3 separate regions of the Mus musculus genome follow, and all the other regions are linked to region 2. Evidence: chromatin contacts called from ENCODE Hi-C data. All regions are on one chromosome and are shown on one strand. The core of a region is the stretch at or near the end of the contact, and the rest is flanking DNA. Distances in the headings are between cores, read along the strand shown.

Evidence for each region. Hi-C counts contacts between places; a loop is a spot of excess contacts on that map.
Region 1: a map of heart shows a loop between it and region 2 (4-fold over the local background). The contact joins the promoter of Pgm5 here to the promoter of Fxn in region 2. A Hi-C loop is called at or near these places in 12 of 37 maps with a recorded cell type or tissue (CH12F3, T-helper 17 cell, T-helper 2 cell and 2 more).
Region 3: a map of heart shows a loop between it and region 2 (12-fold over the local background). The contact joins the promoter of Ptar1 here to the promoter of Fxn in region 2. A Hi-C loop is called at or near these places in 7 of 37 maps with a recorded cell type or tissue (gastrocnemius, heart and v-Abl transformed pro-B cells).

The regions. Positions count from the first base shown.
Region 1 is chr19:24,858,924-24,863,307 of GRCm38, reverse strand. It overlaps Pgm5 (phosphoglucomutase 5), which reads left to right and starts at 1,466. Exons shown (of 11, transcript NM_175013.2): 1 at 1,466-1,779. The coding sequence starts at 1,519.
Region 2 is chr19:24,278,711-24,282,951 of GRCm38, reverse strand. Fxn (frataxin) reads left to right here and starts at 2,362. Exons shown (of 5, transcript NM_008044.3): 1 at 2,362-2,545. The coding sequence starts at 2,387.
Region 3 is chr19:23,685,750-23,690,130 of GRCm38, reverse strand. It overlaps Ptar1 (protein prenyltransferase alpha subunit repeat containing 1), which reads right to left and starts at 2,731. Exons shown (of 7, transcript NM_028208.1): 1 at 2,586-2,731. The coding sequence starts at 2,671.

The DNA.
Region 1 (4,384 bases), core at 217-2,716, 580 kb before region 2:
GCAACACAGGTGCTCCTGTTTCACACCAAGACTTCGGGGTGGTGCTAGTGACTCAGAGAAGGCAGAGAGGCATCCCTAGGTCAGAGAGCACCCCATTTCTCTTGACTCACCTTGTAAAGAAGCTGAGCTCAGCACAGGAGCATCCAGCCTGGAGACTAGGACTGGGTTCTTATCTCTGCCCACCTAGGACGGGGGATGAAGGACGTGCCAGCCTTGGTGCTTATGAAGCTGGCCTGCCTCCCTTTCCCTCCTTTCCCATTGCATTGAATCTTGGGAATTACTCTAGTCCCACACCTCCTGCGAAGCTTTCTCTGCTTTGTCCTCTGTCTCTCCACACACTGTAGATGGTTGGGTTCACAGCCGTGTGCCGAGCTCAGTCCCCACCCCCCCCTTTAATTCCCTCCCTTTTCACTCCTCTCTATATGAAGATTTTCCTGGTTTTGGATTTGAGGAGGATCAGAAAGAAAGGCTTCAGGCAAGGGGGCCAAGCACAGTAGGTGGCACCTCACCTTTGTTTCAGTTGGCTTCGTTCATTCATTCCTGGTGGACATTAAGTGCGTTTTAATCGCCTACCGAAAGTATTTTATCCAGAGTTCGGTAGCGTGGACAGATGCAGTGTGAGGGAAGCCGATTTCTAAGCAGATGTGTAGGAAGGACAAGCAGGAAAAGAATAAGAAAGTATGTGTTTGTTGCAGTTACAACAACAATGAAAACAAAACAAAACAAAACAAAACAAAACAAAACTCCCACCTGGAGAGATGCTACAAATGTAGATGCTGGGGTAGGTCCTGTGGACTAAAGGGGCCGACAGGGTATGATTCTGCACAACAAATGTTCCTGCTGAGTGTACACACACACACACACACACACACACACACACACACTCACACACACACTCACTGCCCAGCCTTCAGTTTCACCTCTGGCAGAGCCTAACAATTCTCAGCTCTCCTTTCCAGGGTTATTTTTGGCTAGGGCTGTTCTCTGATGGCAAAAGGTTTTAGCCCCCTCCCACCTCCCTCTCTGTCCTTACTAGGGAGAGAAACTTGCACTTGAGCTAAGCAGACTCAGGGTGTGGGGAGAGAGGGCTGTGGGCTAGGCCCCTGGCTAGCTCAGACTCCAGTGCCAGGCTGTCTTCTAGTGGAGAGTGGGCCTCTGGAGGAGCTGGAAGGCTGAGTCGGGGCACTGGACTCAAGAGTGTGGTGTGGCTGGGGACACAGGAGCTGGTCCTAGAGCTTGGCTTTGAGACACTCCCAAAGTCAGGCGAGCTGGGGAAAGGAATTGAGGACAGCTGGGCGATCCTCTGGAAAAGAGCTGGGCTGCAGAAAACTATCTGAAGGTGGAGGCAGACTCCACTCTGGGACGTTGAGGGGGACAATCCGAGAGTAGCGACGGGAGGGTGGAGAGGGGCGGGGAGGGCGCAAGGCGGAGCCGGGAGCAAGGCCAGACCGCGGGGGCCCGGGAGGGCGGCAGATCCCCGAGGCTCCCGCAGCCGCGGCAGGACCGGCCAGCGGCGCCATGGAGGGGAGCCCCATCCCAGTGCTGACGGTGCCCACGGCGCCCTATGAGGACCAGCGGCCGACCGGTGGCGGCGGGCTGCGACGGCCCACAGGGCTCTTCGAGGGCCAGCGCAACTACCTGCCCAACTTCATCCAGAGTGTGCTGTCGTCCATCGACCTGCGCGACCGTCAGGGTTGCACCATGGTGGTGGGCAGCGACGGCAGGTACTTCAGCAGGACGGCTACTGAGATCGTGGTGCAGATGGCTGCGGCCAATGGGGTGAGTGACTCTCACGCCCCGGTTTGCGGGGTCTCCACACCCTGGTCACCTCCCTGTGCTCTTTCCAGCTTCCCACCCGGGCGCACTGGCAGCCACTAGGCACAGTGGGACACTGGCCTTAGAGGAGCTGCTCTTCTCAAAGCCCCTGGGCTGGAAACTTAGGCTTCTCCGGCACCTGTTGTACTTTCTGCTGTATTCGTTCTGCATCCATTTTCCACTCCATCACAGCCTTGGGTGTCCCGTATTCCTCCAAGCGATTTATTGCCCACCTCCCTACACAGACTTTTTTCGAGTCTGCCAATATAATCTCACTCCGGTATTCTTTTATTCTATTTATTATTATTATTATTATTATTATTATTATTATTATTATTATTATTATTGCCGTAATCCTCTCTCTCCAAATCATAGCTGCCAAATTTTAACAATTATCTGCGTGGGCACACTCCAGTATTGAACCATGTGCTATTTGTCAAGACTGGGCCCCAACACTTCACTCTAGCCCAGTGGTCCTTTAGTGGTGACTTTGATTGGGACAGGAATGGTTTGGATGATTTTGGGGGCTTTGCAACCTTGGCTCTCAGTTCCCAGGAGGTCTCTAAAGGATGTAAGTGAGACTCGCAGCAGCATTCTTAACGCAATTCCTATCGCCCCTCCAAGATGCCTTCAGCATTGACCAGCCGGTCCTCTTCCTTCCCATCTGCATCCTCATTCTCTCTCCCTTCTAAGACCTCTGCAGTTTTTTTCTGCAACCTTGATTCTTAGACTTTGAGTTTCTTTCTGTCTGCTCCCTCTTCCCTACCCTACAGACAGAAGCACCCCCTTAAATGGTAAATCCATCCTGCTCTCCCCACCCCTGCTTAGCCCCAAATCTAGTTACCCAAACTTGTGACTAGCAAACTTTAGGGGGGGGTGGGTCTCTGAATTATCTGTAGGAAGTTTCCAAAAGTCATTTGAGCCTGGTGAACGCGATCAGATCCACACCCATGAAACTTTACCTGAGTGCAATCTCTTGCCGATGTCCATCTTTAAAAGTGAAAGCAGATAATTACCTGTCCTGTGGATTCTGGCCATTCCACCCCTCTCTCTCTGTTTTCATTTCTCCTTAGTGTTTCTTCATTAGGGCCGTCTATGCTTCATGTTCCCTACTGTGATTTTTCTCTTCTCAGCGTTTTAGGAATGGCATGGAGGAAAAGGTGTTTTGTGAGTTTTTTGTTATTGTTACTTTGTTTTTTAAGACCCCAAAAGCAATCACGGGAAATGGTCCCTGGAGTTTTAGAGCAGATTCCAGGCTGGTATTTATCTCTGGCTCTTCACCTGGGATTGATGAATGTTGGCTGGAGTTCTGTTGGTGAGAGATTGACAAATACTCTTTCCCTCTTGTCTGACAAAACTATTCCTGGGCATGATGGAGGATAATGAGCCCTGGGAGCGCTGTAACACCGCTCACCCTCCTCCACACTCCAGTTTGCCAGGCGGTGAGAGGAATGTAGCCTGCCCAGTATTTATTGTGGGTCAGAATAGTTATTGAAGATGACTGTTGATATTCATCTCAAGCAATGGCTTGGACCAGTCTCCTTTTCATTTTTTTTCTCACCTTCCGGGAGACCTGTTCTGGAGTGAATAGTCAGATGGTTGGCTCTAGAAAAAAAGTAGCTTGGCAGGACTAGAAAATAATGAGCAATATTGGTCCTTGTGTGATTGAAAATGGATGTGAACTCACTTGCCTTCTAACCTACAGGCTGCATGAGGCTGAGAGGGTTGATGGACCTGAGTTTCTAAAGCCTTTATAATAGATTCCTGACTGGACATTCATAACCAGGATACAAAAGTAGCAAGCTAGAATGTATTCCTCTCTGAACTGGAAAGTCTGATTATCAAGTGGCCTGCCATTCCTCTATCTGAAAAAACTTGGTTTTGATTGAAAAGTGACTGTGGTGGTTTGAATAAGAATGGCCCCCCATAGGCTAATACAGTTGAATACTTAGTCACCAGGGAGTAGAACTTTTTAAAAGGATTAGGAGGTGTGGCCTTATTGGAGGAATTGTGACCCTTAGGGGTGGGGGTGGGGTGGAGGTGGAGCTTTGAGGTTTCAAAGGCCCATGCCAGGCCCAGCCTCTCTCATCTGCTGCCTCTGGATCAGGATGTAGAGTTCTTACTACTTCTCCAGCGCCATGTCTGCCTGTGTACCTCCATGCTCCCGCCATGATGATAATGGACTCAGCCTCTGAAACTGTAAGCCAGCCCCCAGTTCAATCCTTTCTTTTATGAGAATGGCTGTGGCCATGATGTCTCTTCACAGCAATAGAATGCTGACTAAGATAATTAATTTTACAAGGAAGTTTTTTTTTTTTCTAAGATGTACTTGGTATTTGTTAATATAATTGCTGGAGGAGACAAGAATTATGAAATTTCTAAATGGTGAACATATTACATATATTTTACTAGTTTACAAACTTCAAGTTGACATATTTTACACTACTGTATAACTTGGAATTTGAACATTCTAGGACAAAATTAGGAGTATAGAGCCAGAAAGATGGCTCAGCAGGTAAAGTTCCTGCTTCCAGGCTTGATAATCTGAGTTTGGTTCCCAGAACTCATG
Region 2 (4,241 bases), core at 1,113-3,612:
TTTAGTTTAGTTTTTGGTTTTCTGAGACAGGGGTTCTCTGTGTAATTCTGACTGTTCTGGAACTCGATCTGTAGACCAGGCTGACCTCGAACTCACAGAGATCTGCCTACCTCTGCCTCCTGAGTGCTGGGATTAAAGGCATGCGCCGCCACCACCACCTGGCATGAGTCAATTCTATGTTAAGCTCACAGCAGTGTATCAGAGGCATGCCAGAGTTTGGATACTGAGTGCTACCAGTCTCCTGGGACACAAGGAGCTGTTCCCAGCTCCTCAGTAAACAGCGCTATGTCCTTGGCAGATGTTAGGGAGGAACACCTTGAACTTCTCTGATCTATAAGTAAATGAACAGGCTTACAGTCCCCCATCGTGGAAGTCATTGTTTTGGGAATATGTGCAACATCACTTCCGACCGGAATAGCTATCACTGGAACTTTCCATGCCTCTTCACCAGAACGTGCCCCTCCCTGGTACTGGCTTCTGTGGTTTGAATGCTTTTGTCAACTCCATGAATTCTTCTTGAGACCCTTAACACACACACACACACACACACACACACACACACACACACACACCAGTATTGGAAGATGTTGCCTTTGGATGGGTCTGGGTCATGAGGGCTCAACCCTTGCTATACACAGGGCTTGTTGGAGGCCTTTCTGTTGTGTGAGGAACAGCATTCTTCTCTTCCTCTCCAGAGGATCCATTTCTGTTCTTTATAATCTAACCAGCCTCAGGCAGTACATTACAGCAGCACAGAATGGACCATGATGCTGACCGGTAGCGTAGCCCTCACTGTTTTGCAGACTATTGGCTTCCATGGATGGGCACATGATCCCAGAGAGCCAGTTAGAGCTGTGATATTGAAACTAAGAAAAACTCCTTTTCTAAGACAGAGGGTGTAAGAGCCCTCGGACCAGAAATCAGGAAGCCAGGGTTCTAACTCCCCTTCAATCAGGGGGGAGTCACTTAATATGTCAGGGCTTCCAATTCCATATCTGAAAATTAGCTACAGGTCAGAGAGGGAGAAGGAGAGGAAGGAAGGAGAGAGAGAAAGAGAGAGGGGGAGGGTTGCATTAGCAGTCACTACAAACTTCCCCTTTCCTTTGTGGCTTTTTGTGGGAAATCAGAAGCAATAGTATCCCAAGTCAGGTGGTACATGGAGGATGTTCTTAAACGCTTTGCTGCTGACCGCTGCTGTCATTCAATCCTTCTTGAGACCCTGGAGGCAAAAGACTCCTCTGACACTGTCTCTTAACTCTTGAAGCTCAGAGTTCTCCAGTGTCATAATGGCAACCCGAGACAATGCACAGACTCCTTCTCACACTGACATAAAAGCCAGGAGAACTACCAGGAGTGTGAGGAACCTGTTGGGGCTGCTGGGGGGGAAAAAAAAAAAAACAGCTATGAGGAGAACCAATCACCAGTCCTGACTACTCCTCATCCAAGAAGCATTCGGGTACTTCAGCCGGGCACTTCCTTATTCCTACTGTTGTTTCAGAATCCCATACATGTATACAATGTGTTTTCGATCAAACTCACCTGCCACTCCCAACTCCTACCGAACCACCCCACCCCTCCTCCCAATTTTATGTTCCTTTTTAAATTTTTATTTATTTATGTGTTTATTTGTTTATTTACTTATTTATTTTGACTAGGTCTCACTATGTAGCTCCGGCTGTTCTGAAACTCACTATGTAGCTCAAGCTGGCCTCGAACTCCATATACCTGACTCTGCCTCTCGGGTGCTGGGATTAAAGGTGTACACTACCACCGCTCTGAATTTTTTTTTTTTTAAACCGACTCCACTTAGCCCTAACAGTGTATACAGTGTAGGACCATCCCCATGGAGCTAGGACAGCCAATCAGAGGCCATATCCCAGAAGAAAACTCACCCTCCCTCATCCTATAGCCATCAGCAACCAATAGTTCCTCGGCTGAGCCTGGGGCTACGGAAGCCCCTCCTCCATTCATGCTGCCTGGTACTTCTATTGCCTAAGAGATGCGGAATTTGAGATGATCGGGCAGTTGAAGCTAGCTGTTAGAACTAGTTTTGTTTTGTTTTTTAAGCAAAGCTATTTTGATCACCAGCGTATCTTCAGAATCACCCACTACCACTCTGTAAAATTGTTGTCAGCGAATAAACTTGCAGGGGTCAGTGTTTACACACTAGTGCTGCCCAAGGGATACGTTGCGAGTTTGGCGCAGAGCAGGTTCTGGGTTCTGGTTAAAGGTCTGCACAGGGCTGTAGTGCTGGACCTGCGCGCAGGAGCCCAGCCGCGGCGCTCGGGGGGGGGGGGGGGCGGGGGGGGGCGGGGGGGGGGCACGGCCACCAGGTGGCACCACCGAGTCCTCGCGCGGGGCGGAGCGGCCGCGGAGCTGGAGTAGCATGTGGGCGTTCGGAGGTCGCGCAGCCGTGGGCTTGCTGCCCCGGACGGCGTCCCGGGCCTCCGCCTGGGTCGGGAACCCGCGCTGGAGGGAACCGATCGTAACCTGCGGCCGCCGAGGCCTACATGTCACAGTCAACGCCGGCGCCACCCGCCACGCCGTGAGTACGCGCTTCGCCGGGCCGCACACCGGAGCGCAGGCCGCGCCCGCCCCTATGCCGGGGACGCGCAGCGCGCACGCGCCGAGTCGCTCTGGTTGCGCGCGCGTTTGGGTGCAGGGCGCGCGCGGTGTTTGCGCGGGCTTCGGACCTTGGCGGTGGGGATGGGAAAAGACGAGTTTCCGTAATTAACACAGGATGTATAGCGTGTGCAGCAGGGCGTGTTTATTATTGTGTGCACTCCGAAGTTGCCTTTTTCAGGGCGTGAGACTAATGGGGTTGTGGAGTTGCTCTGAGCAGGGCTTTTTGTTGCTTGTTTGCCTCACTCTGTATCCCTGGCTAGCCTAGGATTGGCTGAGTACCCCAAAGTGGCTTCAATCCTGTGATCCTCCTGCCTCCTCTCTGCTGGGATCACAGGTGTAGCAGCAGAGCCCTAGAGTCCAGCTTTTGGAAAATGAGGGGATCTTGGTTCCACGTTCTGACTGCGCGGCGCTGGAGAGCCCTGTGACCTTGGGGAGACCCTAACTGTCTGGGGGCAGGGCTTGGCTTTCTGTTCCGAGGAGATTAAAGGGTAACACCCATTTTGCGATTTTGGCGGGAGAATTAAACTGTATTCGCAAAGGCCTTAGCACTTCAGATAAGTCTCGGTTCTTAGTAGATGCAAAGAACAGAATCTGTTACTCCGTGGCTTGAAAAGACAGCAGTAGGGTGAAGGAAGGCTTTCCGGAGAGGGCCGTGATAGATGCCAAAGAACGGGTCTGGGGAGCATTCTAGGAAGGGGAGAGCTATGGACAAAGGTGGAGTAGGCTGTGGGATAATAATGTCTACAGGTTTAAACCCAGCTTAGGATTCTTGAGGTCCTGTCATTAAAATAAAAAACAATAATAAAAATAGGGCTAGCTTTGTAGCTCAGCAGTGACATGGTCACTTAGCGTTCAAGAGTTCTTGGGTTCTTTCTATAACACTGAAAAAGAAAGTTTAAAAACAAAACAAACAAAAGTGGACTGGTCAGAGAGAGAGACGGCTAGGGTTTGAAGGGCCGAACCTGTAACCCATGCTTCCTCAAACACTTTCTTGGATGTTTACTGCCCTGTTCTTCCCTTGCCTGGCGCCTGACAGCTGGGCTCCAGTTGCAGCTGTGCACTTTGGATTTCTGCATCTCTGAGAGCCTGAGCAACTTTGTCTTTGGCATCTCCGTTTCCTCGCCTGTACAATGCAAATACAGTCGGTCCATCTTTATGCTCAGAGTCTGTTCTCAGTGGCTCAATATCGTTTACGGTCCCCAGTTGTCTACCCTGATGCTCCTACAGTCACTTTGAAAGCGGCAGACTGGCCAAAAGCGCAAGGCTCATGGAAGGTGTCCCCTCCCGGCCGTTGTCCAACAAGGCTTGATTCCGCTGTCACGGAGTGAGCAGATATTCAGTCTCTTCAGCGAAATGCCTGTTTGCGTCGATGTACCTGTGGGAGACTTTGTCGTTTGAAAGTGGTCCCCAAGCCTAGAGCCACAGTAAACATAGTAAGATTGTGGAATGGCTTGCAAAGAAAATGTATGAAAGAAACACCTCACTCAGGTGGGCAGTGGTGGCACAGGCCTTTAATCCCAGTACTTGGGAGGCAGAGGCAGGCGGATTTCTGAGTTCGAGGCCAGCCTGGTCTACAGAGTGAGTTCCAGGACAGCCAGGGCTACACAGAGAAACCT
Region 3 (4,381 bases), core at 1,482-3,981, 590 kb after region 2:
TGCCATTCTCCCACTTTGATGATAATGGCCTGAACCTCTGAACCTGTAAGCCAGCCCCAATTAAATGTTGGTCTTTATAATAAGAGTTGCCTTGGTCACAGTGTCTGTTCATAGCAGTAAAGCCCTAACTAAAACAACATTCAATTGAAAAAGAACAATTTTCTGGATAAGAGAATATTAACATGATGACCTAATTAGGTTATACAGTAGATAGCTGCCTTCCACATTAAGGCACAGTCTATACCTCCTGGTAATAAATATTCCTGGGTCAAGCCACTAGTTGCAGAGAACCCAAAAGGATTCTCAGTCACCCATGTGAACAATATTTATGTTATGTTTTCCACTTTGCAAAGTGTTCTGGCAAGGAGTGGAGGGACCTAGGTTAACTGGCGCTCTGAATGCTCATTGGCCTTTCAAGATCAAGACAGCCTTGAGCCTGGGGGAACTCAGTCATAGCCGACAGAAGCATCGTTCCTATGTTCCTATAGCACAGAGCCTTTGGCTGCTTCAGGCAGACATTTCTACAGAAACAAAGTTAATATATTCAAGAGAGTAGATGGTAACAAATAAATTGGCAACCTATCTTAATTTGGAGAAGACAGGAAACAAAGGTAATTAATGAAAAACTTTTATAATACTGTTATTAGATAGTAACTTTAAAGGTAGATAATATCTGTTTTTAAAACTAGAAATACAGCCTTCTTGAGTCTAAAAAGGCTAGATTAAGCAAAGACATATTGGCACTTCTGAAAAGTCTAACACAAAAGACATTTTAAAAGATGGATAGAAGATACTCCTACTGTATGGAATATGTACTAAAATACAGCTGCTGACAAATACTAAACAATGAATTGAGCGATTTCAATGTTTACAGCTTACGAAACTTACTTCAAGTGCCCAACTTCTCTCAAGCCTTCACTTCTTTCAAACCTTTATAAATTCAAATGACCCAAATACTTACAAATAGCCATAAATTCTATGTTGACAGAGTATATATTAGTGAGACCGCAGAATAAAATTATGATGAAGAGAGAGGAGTTGAAGCCCTTTAGGAGTTTTTGATGATCCAGAAAAACAGAGACCTGATCCACATTCCACTGGGTCAACCTCCAGAACTAACTAATCATAATTTCGCCAAATATAGTATTTTTTGTCCACCTCAAAGATGAGAAACTGGAGTGATCACGATATTAAATGTCTAACCTTTGTTACAATGTTTTAGAAAATGACACCAGTGATTAAAAAATGAACCTTCTCACTTGCCCAGCTTCCCCCCCCCCCCCAAAGGATGTGTCTTTTACTTGCTCTGCAGCTGGAATTCTCAAAAAGGGCCTCAAAGACAGACACACAAGACATCAAAGCATTCCTTAAAAGGCCCAGCAGCCACTATGGCTACTGCCAGGAAATCACTCCAAACACTCATTGGGGAAAAAAGTCAGCAGTCAAAAGAGGAAAGGAGGACGACTTAGGGGCTGTCGGGGCTGGCAGGTATGTTTAGAGGCCAGTAGTCTTTTGTCTTGAAGGAAGTACAGTTTTAAGTCCTTAATTGAGAGAAGAAAGCAGGCCATCTGAGGACTTCTAAATTCTTTTCTGAGATCATCTTGGAGGAAAAGAACACTTGATTAAAGTGTTTGGCCTTTCATTTAGTGGAAAAGCTAAGGAGGCTAGAATGCGTAAAAATAATTCATGTGTTTTAGTAAAAAAAATTAAAATATTAAAAATAAATTGTATAACCAATGAGAAAATAATACAAAACCGGACTTCATGTTTGTTTCCCCAGGAATGGGCTACATTCTGGCTTCTTATTCTTTTGTATACTGATGTAGGTAACTCTTTAGTAGCTTCCTTTCCATTCGTTAAAGGGAGAGTATCAGGAAAAGAAAAATACAATCTTAAGAGTATCTTCCTAGAGAGTAACAAATAAAATGGAAAGGGAGGAGAAAGAGATAATATATGTATCAGTTCAGGAGTGAACTTTTAGAAGGCAACAATGCTAGGTAAGAATGCCTTAAGATGCTCGTCTGTAACTTCGGACGCGCTACTAATAAAAAAAAAGTATCCAGTTTGCAACAGCTTTATAAGATCCACTCAGGTCACCTTCAAAAATTGTTACATCCGACTCGCTTTGCAATTTTGTGACAAGCGAGTCGAAAAGTCAAAGGCAGCTTCCAATCACCTTTAGTTAACCCGAAAGGGGGCTGTAGGGAGTATGATGGGGTGGATAATCCTCTATAGCCACGCACTGGATGCAACCGAGAGTCGCCTCCAAGACACAGAGACCCACGGTAGTGGCCCGCGGGGCAAGCGCATCCCGGCGGAGGGCGGCGGGGAGAAGAGTTGCCACAACTCCCGGGACGCGTCGCGCAGGGCAGAAAACTCCACGCTCCGACGTGGCTCTCGGAGGTCGCTCCCCGGCACTGCCCCGCCACGCGTCTTGGTAACGGCCAGCCGGCTCGGCGCGACAGTCCCAGCCGCGCTCCGCCTGTCGGAAGCGCGCGTGGGCCCCGAGCGGCCCCGGCGAGTGGACTAGAGCGCGGCCCCGAGCCGCCCCCGACGACCCCGGCGGCGCAGGGCGCGCCACTCACATGTGCGGGTTCCTTCGGAAGGCGTTGGTGATGTCCTTCACCACCCTCTGCACCAGCACCGCCACCTCCTCGTTCGACTCGGCCATGTTGGCGGCCGCCGCGATCGGGCGCGCCTCCGGCAGAGCCCAGCCGCCGGCGGGAGTTCCGCGGGGGCGCGCGCGCGCGCTGGCTCAGGCGCGTTCTCGCCGAGGCCGCCGAGCACTTCCGGGTCAGGGAGGGCCGCAGCACCGCTGGGTTGGGCCGGCTCTTCGAGCTCGGTGGCTTTTGGTGGAGTTTTGGTTCACTAGGCGTGGAGGAAGGAGGCTTCCCCCGCACTTCTCCGAGCAGCCGTGTCCCAGAGTGGCCTTTACCCAGGGACCTCCGGATGGCTGCACCAGGCCCGCTTCACCGGCCCACCCGGGGAGGAGGCGGGTTGCTGACCTCCTTTTGCACGCCTGTGCTACTTTATGCATGAAGTGTAAAGTAGCGCGTTTAGTTAGATCTTGTAATGTAGTAAGCAAAGGAAAGAAAGTACAGGAGAAAGAACCCTTCAGATCTCGGGGATAAGGTTAAAAACAAAAGTAACCCACTGTACTTCTGTACTTTTAGCATTTTTGATACATTTCGTGATCACTACGTTAATTTGGAGTATAAAATAAAATAAAGGCTTTGACAATTGTTCCTGACCTCTCTTGCTCCACAAATTATAAGATTGCTCTGTTCCATTTGGATTTTAAAAGTGTTGTAATTAAAATTTTTATTTTTATATATCAGGTTTATTTGTCCCTTCTAAGTACAAAGTTCTGACTGCCTCTAACTGGTGATGGTGTCTCCTCCTCCTCCTCCTCCTCCTCCTCCTCCTCCTCTCCCTCCTCCTCCTCCTCCTCCTCCCCGTCCTCCTCCTCCTCTTCCTCCTTCTCTGATGCTTGAAGTCTGTATCTTTTTAATTTTTGGTTTTTGGCCCTGGCAAGGTAGTGCGTGGCTGTGATCTTGGGAGGTAAAAACAGGAGGTGACATTCAAGGTTATCTTTGGCTGGGCTATTTGAAACTTGGATCTCTGAAAAGCAAACTGTGGTTGGTCCTGATCCTGGTGAAGAAACAAGAGACAGTCTACAAACTTGTGGAAAGCAAAACAGACCTGATTAAGACCCTAAAAGACTCTGACAAGCTCTGGGAGAAGCAGTGAGACAAATGGGGTGTGTTGCATCCCTAGACCAAGAGCAAGTTCAAGAGTCCTGTCGAAGAGTGATACCAGGGGCTGGAGAGATGGCTTAGCAATGAAGTACACTTGTTTTTAGCAACCACAACCACCTGTAACCCCAGCTCCAGATGATCCAACATCCTCTTCTGGCTTCTGTGGGAACATACACGCACACACATCTTTTACATTTTTTTAAAAAGTAATATGCTACTGGAGGTTCCTCGGAAAATTGGAAATAGGTCTACCTAAAGACCCAGCTATACCACTCTTGGGCATATACCCAAAAGATGCCCCACCATGCCACAGGGGCACATGCTCCACTATGTTCATAGCAGCCTTATTTGTGAGAGCCAGAAGCTGGAAACAACCCAGATGTCCCACAATGGAAGAATGGATACAGAAAATGTTCATTTACACAATGGAGTACAACTCAACTATTAAGAACAAGGACATTATGAGGTTTGCAGGCAAATGGATGGAACTACAAAATATCATTCTGAGTGAGGTAACTCAGGCCCAGAAGGATATGCATGGTATATACTCACTAATAAGTGGTTATTAGCCAAAAAACATATAGAATACCCAGAATACAATCTACAGAACTCAAGAAGGTTAA